Regions from separate parts of the Mus musculus genome. Here region 1 is linked to region 2. The links are chromatin loops, found by intact Hi-C in ENCODE. Cell type or tissue: gastrocnemius. All regions are shown on one strand. Each heading gives the region's core, and the rest is flanking DNA. Links, peaks and the distances in the headings are about the cores only.

What was found. A loop is a pair of places that touch in the nucleus more often than their neighbours do. Peaks named below come from ENCODE experiments on the same cell type or tissue, not always from the same donor. Only the 100,000 strongest peaks of a DNase experiment are listed, where the experiment ranks them.
Region 1: it touches region 2 in a loop (2.3-fold over the local background); 2 of 42 quality-filtered maps call a loop at or near these places.

The regions. Positions count from the first base shown.
Region 1 is chr4:46,496,982-46,501,981 of GRCm38, forward strand. Nans (N-acetylneuraminic acid synthase (sialic acid synthase)) reads left to right here. Exons shown (of 6, transcript NM_053179.3): 3 at 2,062-2,161; 4 at 3,085-3,239; 5 at 3,732-3,998. Among named protein-coding and RNA genes, the nearest start is that of Gm22247, 4.3 kb to the left of the region's middle. In gastrocnemius, for the core only: CTCF peaks have their summits at 749 (motif pointing right) and 2,219 (motif pointing left); DNase peaks (open chromatin) are centred at 737 and 2,218; H3K27ac peaks cover 459 bases.
Region 2 is chr4:46,441,344-46,449,147 of GRCm38, forward strand. No RefSeq gene overlaps it. Among named protein-coding and RNA genes, the nearest start is that of Anp32b, 5.7 kb to the right of the region's middle. In gastrocnemius, for the core only: no CTCF peak of the experiment used is centred there; DNase peaks (open chromatin) are centred at 4,054 and 4,335.

The DNA of each region.
Region 1 (5,000 bases), core at 1-5,000, 54 kb after region 2:
GAGAAGCCCTAACCTTCCTCTTTCAGTAACTCCTTTTTGGACTACAGCTTCTCTCAGTATACACACAGAAGAAAGGTTCTGTGAGCGCACACTGCCTGTTCTTATTTTATTTATGTATTTATTTTTGAGGCAGGGTCTCTCTGCAGCACTGGGTGTTCTGGAACTCCCTGTGATCAGGCTGGCCTCACACTCCATCTACCTGCCTCTGCCTTTGGAGTGCTGGTTCAAAGGCATGCCTACTGTCTCCTCTTAATAAAGTTTAAACAGTTCTGAGTCAGTCAGCCTGGCACAATGGTACATGCCTGTGACTGAGACTGAGGCAGGAGAATCAAGAATTGGAGGCCAGTGTAGGCTACATAGCAAGTTTCAGGCCAACATAGAATAAGAGCCTGTCTCAGAAAGCGAAGAAAAGCAATCCTCAGTCAAATCAGGTTGATAGACCTGGCTTTAAGACCAGAGAGGTTTATGTCCTAAGGAGCAGTGAGCTGGTCAAAGTTCCCTCAGCACTAGTCTACTGGGAGTGTCCTGTTCTGTCACTGAACCCAGTCACCGTCTGGGGAGCTATTAATTGATTGAATTACTTTAAGGCAAACTGAAAAGAGGAGGTGATAGGGCTGTATGGCTTGTGCCAGGGGAGGGGTCTCACAGCAGTAGGGCAGGTTAGAGGAAGCCAGCTGGTCCTAACCTAAAGGTGGCAGGTTTGCTCCTTGCCAGGGTGATGAACCAAAGGGGCAGTTCTCAAAATGGCCACTAGATGTCGATAGTTCCCCAGGGGGATTGCAAAATGAGGTGCACTCCTTCCTCCTAGCAGTTTAAAAAAATAATAACTAGAAGATGATAGAATTCCATTTCATATTTCATAGTCCCTGTAGGTAAATCTTTGAGATTTTTTTTTCTGCACTAGGCGTCCTTACCTGCGCTTGCTTAGTCTGTCTCCTGAGCCCACACTTTGTCTGCTAGAGGTTCTAAACCTGCCAGGAAGGTGAATGGAGGTCTGTGGCCGTGGGCTAGTTTAAAAATGTCTTTTTTCATTTTTCAAGTTTTTTAAAAAACATAATTTATTTTTATTTATGGGTATGGATGTTTTGCCTACAAATATGTCTGTGTACCATTTGAATGCCTGATACCCTGGAAGGCCAGAAGAGGGAAGGAATCGGGTCTCCTAGAACTGGAGTTACAGGTGGTTGTGAGCCTCCACGTGCATGATGGGAATCAAACCTGGGTCCTCTGGAAGAGCAGCCAGTGTCCTTAACCCCCGAGCCATTCTCTAGCTCTTGTTTTCTTTTTTGAGACAAGTTCTTATTATGTCATCCTTGCTGACCCGAAACTTGCTGTGTAAGACCAGGCTGGTTTTGAACTCATAAGAGAATCCACCCTTATTAGTTCTTGCAATTTAACAGGATAACAGAATATGAGATTTTACTTTTGGGTGGTGTGTGTGTGCGTGTGTGTGTGTGTGTGTGTGTGTGTGTGTGTGTGGTGCTAGGGATCAAACCCAGGGCCTCACACAGGCCAGAGAAGTACTTGTCCATCTCCCCCCAAGATTGTCCTGGAACCATTTGCTGACAGCTCCCAGCCTCCTGAGTCTTCTGGTTGCATCCTACATTATAGGGTTCATTGAGTCTGAATGGCGGCTGGTTGGCTTTCTTGCAGGCCCCACAGTTCAAGGTCTGAACAGGCCAGCTGCTGATGAGCAGGTCAAACCAGGACACAGATTGCTCCATTTGCCTCTCCTGGTAGGAGTCAGTGTCTTCTTTCTGGTTGTTGACCTTTGAGGGCTGGTCACTCTTTCTGCCTGGCTCTGGGTCATGCGTAGGTCACAGCCCTTTTGCTTTTGTTTACAAGTCTTTGGGGGAAAGAACAGTCTGGCCAGAGGTAGTGTTTCCTTCACAGATTCTTGTAGCAACTGATGGCCGGAACAAGCCCTGAGTGTTCCCTGGACAGATGGGTGTGCAGACATAGAATGATGCATTCTCTGGTCTGCGCCAGCTTCCTCTGTCCTATACCACAAGGACAGAGTTCTGACCAATAGTGAAAGGTATTCCCTCTGATTTTTTGTAGATGGCAGTTGAGTTTCTGCACGAACTGAATGTTCCCTTTTTCAAAGTTGGATCTGGGGACACTAACAATTTTCCCTACCTGGAAAAGACAGCCAAGAAAGGTAAGCGTCTTTCCTAAAACCAGACCCCAAGCTTTGTGTTTCTGCCCCCTAGTGGCTGCTCACGGTAATAGCGCTTATGGGTACTCCACTGTTTCTGTTGTTTTTGGGTTTTTGGGTTTTTGTTTTTGTTTTGTTTTGTTTTGAGACAGGGTCTCTCTATGTAGTCTGACTGGCATGGAACTTGCTGTGTAGCCCAGGTTGGCCTCAAACTCCTAGAGATCTGCCTGTCTCTGCCTCTCGGGTGCTGAGATTAAAGATGTGCACCACCACACCCAGCTTTGGAGACCCATCTTAGAAACCTGCTTCTACCCTTTCGTTTTGGGACAGTGCTAGGGACTGAACCCAATGCCCCGGGCACCTGTATGAGTACCACCATGGAGCCACATCCCTGGCCAGTGCAGGAATCTCTTCCCTAACGTCTCCACACGACACTAAATGGATTCCCCCGTGTGAATTTCCCTTCCCTCATTTCAAACCTGGGATGGAAGCAGGTCGTATTACTGGGATATTCTGTACTTATCTCATGGGCAAGGTATCAGAAGCTGTAAGGACGGGGCTCTGTGCAGGCCAGCAACAGGGCTGGTAGCTCTTGGCCTCTCTCAGTTGTGCTCTTGCACTGGCGAATCACCATACTGCAGGCTGCGTATCTCTAGTCCACAAGGCTTGGGGCTAGGAATGATCCAGAATTTCGAGTGTTTCAGACTTGAGATTTGTAGGAAGAGATGAAGCTCGTCTGTCCTGGGCAGCCTCTTGATTAGCAGAGATGCCTCTCTTCCCCTCAGGGTTGAGGTCCTTGGTGTGCTTCCCTTCGCTGAAGCATGGTGCCGAGGACAGTGTATCTCCTCCTCAGTCTTGGTGCGGTGTCTTAGATGTGGGTGGGGGAAGAGTCTGAGCCCCTGTGAAGAAGGTGCCGGGTTCTCCAGGTCGTCCTATGGTGATCTCCAGCGGGATGCAGTCAATGGACACCATGAAGCAAGTCTATCAGATCGTGAAGCCGCTGAATCCCAACTTCTGCTTCCTCCAATGCACCAGCGCGTACCCACTACAGCCCGAGGATGCCAACCTGCGCGTCATCTCGGTGAGCGCCCAGCTCCCTTGAGACAGCGGAGCCTTGACTGCTTGTTCACTCACAGTGCTGGGGACTGAGCCCCAGGCATGGCACGCTAGCCCAGCTCTACCACTGAGCTACATCCCTAGCCCTAGCCTTTCTTATAGACCCCGGGACCACCAGCCCACGGGTGGCACCGTCCACAATGGGCTGATCCCTCCCGCAATCACTAATTAAGGAAATGTCCCGCAGTCAGGTCTTATGGAGACATTTTCTCAATTGAGGGTCCTTCCTCTTCTGATTACTGCAGCCCTTATGTCGAGCTGACATAAAACTAGCGAGTACAGTGGGTGCTCTTCCTGCATTCCCAGCCGCCCTCAATGAGAGACTTTTTCTCGTCTCATAAAGGATTGGTCAGAGTGCCTTACTGTCTCTCCCGTGGCGGCTCTGCTCTGACGGGCTGGGATGGGGTACTGCGTGTGAAGCCCAGAAGGGCAGCCACTTCCCTCTTCTCTCACACAGGAATACCAGAAGCTCTTTCCCGACATTCCCATCGGGTATTCCGGGCACGAGACGGGCATCGCCATATCTGTGGCCGCCGTGGCTCTGGGGGCCAAGGTGTTGGAACGTCACATAACGTTGGACAAGACCTGGAAGGGGAGTGACCACTCAGCCTCGCTGGAGCCTGGGGAGCTGGCAGAGCTGGTGCGGTCTGTGCGCCTGGTGGAGCGGGCCCTGGGCTCCCCAACCAAGCAGCTGCTGCCCTGTGAGATGGCCTGCAATGAGAAGGTGGGTGCTGCCTGACCGCCCAGCCTCGCTCTCCTGAGGCAGGGGCGACACACTTGCTCAGGATGACCTGTGTGGGTCTGATAGATAAGCTGGTGAAGGAGTGTCTACTCATCCTTCTGAGCTTCACCAGACTACATGGGTGGCAGGGAAATGTGTTCCATAAGAGGAGTTCGGGCGTGTCAGCCACCTCTGGTCGCATTAGCTTTTCCACTAAGGCTCTGAAGCCCGTGGCCCTAGGATTCTGGATGTGAAGTCGTGAGATGGTCAAGCCTGGGTCACGTGGAGTGTGCATGCCTGGGGCACAGGGTTGGCCACAGGCATCATCGCAGGGCTGCTGGGCAGGGGTGGCGAGGCTGAGGCATGCTTCCTGGCTTCTTGAAAGCTATGGCCCAGACCTTTCTGCCCTTCTGAGTTTAGAGCCAGGAGTCGCAGGACAGCCGTGTGCAAGACTCCTCGCCTGCAGTTATATGGGTCGGGCAGAGACCAGACACTAGGTATACATGAAGAACACTGTCATCTTTTATTCCAGGGGAGACTACCTACTACCTCCCTAAATTACAGCTGCACACATACTGGGGAGTTAGCAGTAAAAGAATCTAACAGCCTTGCAAATGAAGTGGAGAGAGTTGTGCAGGAAACCAGTGTGCAAGTTCTAGGAGTTGGGCGTGAAGGGTAGTGCTCAGAGCAGAGGGTGAAGTGAAACATAGCAAGGGCCACAGCCTTTCCTGGTGCTAAGTCCACGCAGAATTAGACCTCGAGGCTCTCGTGTGTAAGCTGCAGATGCTGCTGCAGAGTATTTACAGGGCGGCAGAGGCACTGGTTGGGAGCTTCAGACAGCTCCTGGCCTCCGCGCCTGCCACCCCCCCCACCCGCCCCACCCTGGTCTGTTCTCTTCCTGAGCGCCCCTTGTCATTTGAATACCAGTCACCCTCATTGCTCGTGAGCCCTCCATGACCTTATTTTATAGAACATGGTGGCAGCAGGGTTGGTGTCCTCTTAGGT
Region 2 (7,804 bases), core at 1,613-6,612:
CTGTTGCCTCCTAGCCAAAGGAATGAAATCTACCTCTCAGTGGAGAGGGGGCCAGCAACTCCCCCTTTAAGAGTTCATTCATTTCAGCTGCTCAGTCACCAGGCTAAGAGACCACCACCCCCTGGGCAGGTAAATTAGTTCATCAAAAGCTATGCTAAAGAGACATGAGGAAGGGATAGCTACTTCTATAATTAATGGTTTTGATTTTTGGTTTTTTGGTTTTTTGTTTGTTTGTTTGTTTTTCAAGACAGGGTTTCTCTGTGTAGCCCTGGCTGTCCTGGAACTCACTTTGTAGACCAGGCTGGCTTTGAACTCAGAAATCTGCCTACCTCTGCCTCCCGAGTGCTGGGATTAGAGGTGTGCTCCACCACACCCAGCTTGATTTTTGTTTTTTGTTTGTTTGGTTGGTTGGTTTTATGAGACAGGGTACCCCTGGCTGCCCTAGGACTCACTCTCACTCTTCTGGGAAATTCTTTTTCCAGAATTCCTGCCCCTTGCACAGTCTCCATAGAGCCAACTGGAGCGTCTAGATTGGCCTGCTAGGCTCTAAACCATCTGACCATTTCTCTTCTTCTGTCCTTCTCTTTCAGAAGCTGACCACAACCTCCCGTGCTTTTCCTGGTACGTGGAGCTTCTCCCATCTTTCTCTCTTTCTTCCTTTCTTTCTTCCTTCCTTCCTTCCTTCCTTCCTTCCTTCCTTCCTTCCTTCCTTTCTTTCTTTCCTTCTTTCTTTCTTTCTTTCTTTCTTTCTTTCTCTTTCTCTCTCTCTCTCTTTCTTTCTTTCTTTCTCTTCTTTTTTGATTTATCATTTTATATGTAGGGCTGTTTTGCCTACCTTTATGTCTATGCACAACATACATGCCTGTTGCACTCCACACCAGAGAGTGTGTCTGGTCTGAACTGGAGTTGCAGGTTGATATTTGCTGCCGCCTGAGTACTGGGAATTCAAACTTGGATCCTCTTGGAAGAGCAGCCAGTGCTCTTAACCTCTGAGCCATCTCTCCGGTCCCTCTCTACCTCTTTCCCAAAGCCCCGCTTCCCACTTGGTGTCTGACCTCCACTTAACTCAAAGGACATGGCTTTCCTCCATACTTTTCTTCATTCTTCTCCATGCAGCTACCAAGATTTACAACTTGCCTGCCCTCGGATTTTTCTATTAAACTCTAATAAAGTTGGCCTCAAACTGCCGTTTGAGTCTGTTCCTAAATTATTTTATTAGTGAGCCTAAGTTCCCCCAGAAGGAAATCTGATTTCCCCAGTAACGTGCAGCAACAAGCAGTAACACTTCTACCTCCTGGGTGATGGCATCACAGATATGCATCACCACCATGGTTAGCGGTGTGTGGTTTGCAGAGCTAACCCAGGGCTTTGCGCATGCTTAGCAGGCACTATAGCAACAGGGCTACATTCAGCCCTCCATTTATTTGCTTGTTTGTTTTTGCTGTCCTGGGGACAGGACCCAAGGTCTCATGACAGACAAGTGCTTTACCACTAAGCTACATCAACTTGAGTGCTCTGTCTCTCTGCCTCTCTTTCTCTCTCTCTCTCTCTCTCTCTCTCTCCCTTCCCAGCCCCACCCCGTGTCTCTCTCTCTCTCTCCTCCACTGCCCACCCCCTCTCTCCCAAGACAGGGTTTCTCTGTGTAGCCCTGGCTGTCCCAGAACTCCCTCTACATCTGCCACTTTGTGTTTATTTGAGACTGGGTTTCACTATATAGCCATGGCTAGCCTAGAACTTACAGGCTATGTAGTCCAGGCTGGCCTGGAATTTAGGAACGCAGCTGCCTCTGCCCCCAGAGTGGTGGGATTAAGGGTTTGTGCCACCACATTCATGAAGAGTGCTGTCTTGGAGGAGATGTCTTTACTTTCGTTCTTCTCTTTCAGGAATCTCTTTCAAGAAGCAAAAGCATTATGTCTGAGGGCAAACTAGAAGGAACATAGATGCTTATCATTAATAGACTGGATGAGGGGCTGGCAAGATGGCTCAGCGGGTAAGAGCACTGACCACTCCTCTGGAGGTCCTGAGTTCAAATCCCAACAACCACATGGTGGCTCACAACTACCTGTAATGAGATCTGACGCCCTCTTCTGGTGCATCTGAAGTCAGCTACAGTGTACTTACGTATAATAATAAATAAATCTTTGGGAGGTGGGCTCCCACCTGCCTCTGCCTCCCGAGTGCTGGGATTAAAGGCCTGCGCCACCACGCCTGGCTTAAAACAACTTTTAAGGGCTGGTGAGATGGCTCAGCAGGTAAGAGCACCCGACTGCTCTTCCAAAGGCCCTGAGTTCAAATCCCAGCAACCACATGGTGGCTCACAACCACCCATAATGAGATCTGATGCCCTCTTCTGGGGTGTCTGAAGACAGCTACAGTGTACTTACATATAATAAACAAATAAATCTTTAAAAAAAAACAACTTTTAAAACAAACTTTCATTCACGTGGGAGGGTATTCTTAAGGGATAAATATTATAAAAAACTATCCAATGTCAGATTCAAAATATGACAGGACTGTCAAGATGGCGAAAGGTACCTGCTGCCAAGCCTGACAGCCTAGGTTTGATCCCCAGGACCTCCATGGTGAAGAGACAGAACCAGCTCCCATAAATTGTTTCCAGACCTCCTCATGGGCAGTATGGCACACATATGCCCACGCAATAATAAAAGAAGGTAATACAAATTTTGATACTTAAAAACATCATAGCCCACTTTGGAACAAAAGAACCTCAATGTAATACACACAGCATGTCCTAAAGACTGTGCTATTGCCGGGCAGTGGCGACGCACGCCTTTAATCCCAGCACTCGGGAGGCAGAGGCAGGTGGATTTCTGAGTTCGAGGCCAGCCTGGTCTACAAAGTGAGTTCCAGGACAGCCAGGGCTACACAGAGAAGCCCTGTCTCGAAAAACCAAAAACCAAAACCAAAAAAAAAAAAAAAAAAAAAAAGAAAAGAAAAGATTGTGCTATTTTTCTTCATCTATTTCTGAAGTAAGGGGGTTTCCTATGGTTGTTATAAGTATCTAAAATGGTGGTCCATAGTACATTTCCCCGTCTCCTGAAAAGCTGAGGCAGCGGTCTCGCTAGTTGACACTTTAGAAAGAGTCATAGACAGAGAAAAGATACCAAAACATGAACAGTGCTTGAACTACAACAGACATTTGTGAGTTTTTTTTTTAATTAAAGATTTATTTTATTTTATGTATGTGAATTCTGTACTCACATACTGTAGCTGTCTTCAGACACACCAGAAGAGGGTGTCCAAACATGTTACAGATGGTTGTGAGCCACCATGTGGTTTCTGAGAATTGAAGTCAGGACCTCTGGAAGAGCAGTCAGAGCTCTTAAATGCTGAGCCATTTCTCCAAACCTTTTTTTAAATTTTTGTTTGTTTGTTTTTGTTTTTGTTTTGAGACAGGGTTTCTCTGTGTAGCCCTGGCTGTCCTGGAACTCACTCTGTAGACCAGGCTGGCCTCAAACTCAGAAATCTGCCTGCCTCTGCCTCCCGAGTGCTGAAATTAAAGGTGTGCACCACCACGCCCGGCTTCTAAGACTATTTTTAAAAATTAATTAATCCATTATTTTCAAATGAGGTAACATTCTATAGTCCACACTGGCTTGGAATCCACTAAGTAACTCATACTGGCCTTGAACTCATGATCCTCCTGCTTCTGCAGGTTAAGTAGCTGTAATTACAGGCCTAATTCACTAGGCCAGGCTGACCTTTTCATTTTCTTCTGTTTATTTTCCAATTTTGCCACAGTACATGTACAGATAATTATGACACGAAGCTAGGAGCCCGCTGTCTTGGTTCAGAGAATGAGAGTGCCAGGTTATCTGGGATTTGACCTTTATGATCACAGAGACCACTGCTTTAAGGAGCCAGGCAAAGCACCTCAGAGCAGTCAGAGTCTGGAGGGAGGGAGAACTAACTGTATATCCACTGCAGAGGCTCCTGGCTGGGCTGGAGCAGGTAAGGAGAGCTGGGGACCAGATGGTGGCTTCAGTCAGCAGGAGCTGGACTCTGATCATCCCTCAGCCCTCCTGTACAAGGAAATCCCTGTGTGCTAGGAGAGGCTCCAGATGGTACGATGCAGGCTGCTGTTGGCAGGAAGGGCACTCAGCTCGATTCCAGTCTAGCTCAGGGGTACATTCCAAGTCACTCAGGAGAGACCAGGGACTGAAACGGACAATGAGTCTGACCTCTTAGATATCCAAAACATCGTTCTGAAGTGAGCCCTCTGCCAAAGGGGTGAGATGAGTGCAGGCGGCGGCAGCCAGGCAGTGTGGCCCCAGCAGAGGTGAGAGTCCTCTGGAGGCCAGAGTGCTCTGGAACCTGGAGGCTGGAGGGGGATTTTTGCTTGCTTTGTGGCTGAGGTGCATTAGACACAGGCTAGAGAGGCGCTGCACCGGGGTGGGGAAGTCTGAGGTGAGAGAAACAAAGGGACTCCAGGAGGCTGGGGCAGGATATCATCGCTCAAAGCCAAACTGGGCCACAGAGTGAAACCCTGTCTCAAAAACCAAAAACAGGTCTGGTGAGATGGATGGCTCAGTCTGTGGTGGTGATGCCACCAAGTCTGAAAATCTAAGTAGAATGGACTCTAACTGTGGCAGGAACATGGCCACCCATACATACAAAACAAAGTAATAAGTGTGAAATATTGTATGTACAAAATAAATTTTTTTTACAGGTAACCTGAGACTCAGAGGTTTGTTTGTCCAAAGGCATACAGCTGGTGATGGGATCCGCCTTGCTGGAATCCTCCCTTCCCTGTAACTCTGATTCCTCGGAATGGCAGGAAGGGAGATCAGGGTGAGTTTTTTTGTTTGTTTGTTGCATTTTAGAGCTAGGGTTTCTCTGTGTAGCTCTGGTTATGCTTGAACTCTCTATGTAGACCATCCTGGAACTCACAGAGATCCTCCTGCTTCTGCCTCTGGAGAGTTAGGATTAAAGGCCACCACCACATCCAACTCTGTTGGTTTTGGTGGATAGTTTTACTAAAATCGTCCAGGCTGTAACACTTGGTATTCTCCTGCCTCTGCTTCTCTAGTGCTCAGAGTACAAGCGCAGGCCTCTTTATACATAGCTGATGATCCTCTCTCTCTCTCTCTCTCTCTCGATCCTCTCTCTCTCTCTCTCTCTCTCTCTCTCTCTCGTGTGTGTGTGTGTGTGTGTGTGTGTGTGTGTGTGTGTGTGTGAACTTGCTCTGTAGACCAGGCTGGCCTGGAACTCCCAGAGATTGCCTCTGCCTCTGCCTCTCAAGTGCTGGGATTAAAGTCAGATGCTACCACTGCCTGGCCTGGCTGATTTTTGTTTTTAATTTTTGCTTTTACCCCTTATACATATAGACATATACAATAAAATATAAATACATTATTATTTATTTAGACAGTGTTTCACTGTGTAGTCCTGGATGGTCTGGAACATGCTATGTAGAGTAGAGCCGGTCTTAAATTCACTGAGTTCTACCTGCCTGCCTCTTCCTCCAGAGTGCTGGACTTTAAAATTGTGCACCACCAGGTTAAGTTTCTTTGGTTTTGGTGACAGAGTCTCACTATGTAAACCTGTATGGCCTTGAAATGGCTTGGTCTGTAACCTGCCCCTGGAATTAGAGAGATGTGCTATTATGCATAACTTTATGTAAGTTTTAAAGGGGGAATGGGGATGACACGATTTTTCAGAAATAGGTGTGAGGACTCGTGGATCAAAGTGATAATAATAACCACAGTGAACCCTCAACAACAGAGAGATCTGGCCTCTAACAGCTGCCAGCAAACCCACTTGGCTTCACCACCCATTTCCCAAGCCCCACAAAAAGCAAAAGGTCTCAGGGATCTGTAGCTGGGACAGAGGAGCAATGTGTGCAAATGTCTCCACTACAAGGACAGCACTTACTCATTAGACTTCACTCTCCAGAAAGGAACCTGCTTCCCTCTACGAGGGCCCTAGAGTGGGATGAGGCTGTCTGTTCTGTACTTTGGCCACCCTCCCTCTTATGTTTTTACCTTTTGGTAAGTAATAGGATCTCTCTCTCTCTCTCTCTCTCTCTCTTTCTGTCTATCCATCCATCCGTCTGTCTGTCTGTCTGTCTGTCTGTCTCTCTCTCTCTCTCTACACACACACACACACACACACACACACACACACACACACACAGAGACAGAGATATGGAGAGATGGGTGGGAGAGGTGGCTCTGTTTTTCAAGACAGGCTTTCTCCTGTGTAGCCCTGGCTGTCTTAAAACGTGCTCTTAGACCAGGCTGGCTTCAGACTAGTTCTTAACACCTGTTTGTGTTCCCTTTTCTCACAGCCTAAGCTGCCTAGCTCTTAGTACATCCCACATCAATTGCAACATGCACATTTACACATTGCAAAGGAACTGCTATGCTCTGAAGTTGGCCCCCAAGCTCCTCCTCACCATAAGTATCTGGAAGTGTGTAGCTGTTATTCCCACCCTCCTGCCCCTTTCCCTTTCCCCTCCCTCCCTCCTTTTTCCAGTGAGATTTTGGGGATTAAACCCAGGCCACATACATGCTAGGCTCTACTACCGACCTCTTTTCTTTTTTCTTTTTTTGGTTTTTCGAGACAAAGTTTCTCTGTGTAGGCCTGGCTGTCCTGGCAATTACTCTGTAGACCAGGCTGGCCTCAAACTCAGAAATCTGCCTGCCTCTGCCTCCTATGTGCTGGGATTAAAGGCGTGTGCCACCACTGGGCTCAGGAACTGAGAGCATCGACTGCTCCTCCACAGGCCCTGAGTTCGATCCCCATGAATTACTTCTTGTTACCACCGACCTCTAACTGGGTACATGGAAGTGTGATCTTCTCACAGTTATCTTTTGTCCTACACTGTGTGGTAGGAATAAGGGGAGACACACCTGTGAGCTCAACGTGTGAGAGATAGAAGCAGGAAGATCTGCAATTTAGGATCATCCTAGGCTGTATAGTGAGTTTGAGGCCAGCCATGGCTACATGAAACCCAAAATATGACAAAAAGAGGGGGATGGGAGCCTTGTTCTTACCTAATGTGCATGGGGGACATAGAGGTATTTGGTATTTAGAGAGTAATGACTTCTCTAACAACTTTATTGCACGTTAGTGTGTGTGTGTGAGGGTGTGAGTCTGAATGCACATGGGTGCAGCAGAGCATGTGTGTGGAGGTCAGAGAACAACCTGTGAGGATTCAGGTCGCGCCTTCTACCATTTTGGCCCTCTTGTCAGCCCTGAATGGTGCTGTTTCCTCCCAGTGTTTGTAGAAGGTAGGCTTGGGTTATCTGCCAATCTGAAGTGAGGAACAGGTCCAAAAAGTTACCAAGTCTCAGTATTGCTCTCCAACGTTTTTGAGTTTGCTGGAATTCACACACATTCTGATGCACAGGTGGCTTTAAGATAAAGAAGTGCCCAGCCTGACAGTGTCAGCCTTACTGTGTCCTGTGCGTGGGCATTAGCATGGAGGAAGTGGCAGGAAGGAGACCCACTTGCACAGCCGCCCCTGACAGACCAGAATGTCCTCACTGTCCCGCACTTCCTTCCAACTATAGCTCAAACCATGAACTCATGGACGACTGCAGGTTGGATACGACTGCATACTGTCCCTCTTCCTCACACAGATCCATTAGTGACAGTGACATTAAGCACAGCAATATTTAACACCAGGCCCTGTGACAACAGCCCCTTCAGGCCCTTGGACTGAGAGTCCTGTAGACGTTGGTAGGGCGATGAGACACACCCTGTGCTGCCTGTGTTATTTATGCCTCTGGCAGTGAAGCCCCTGACAAAGCAGCATGTCACTGGGACACATGCTCTT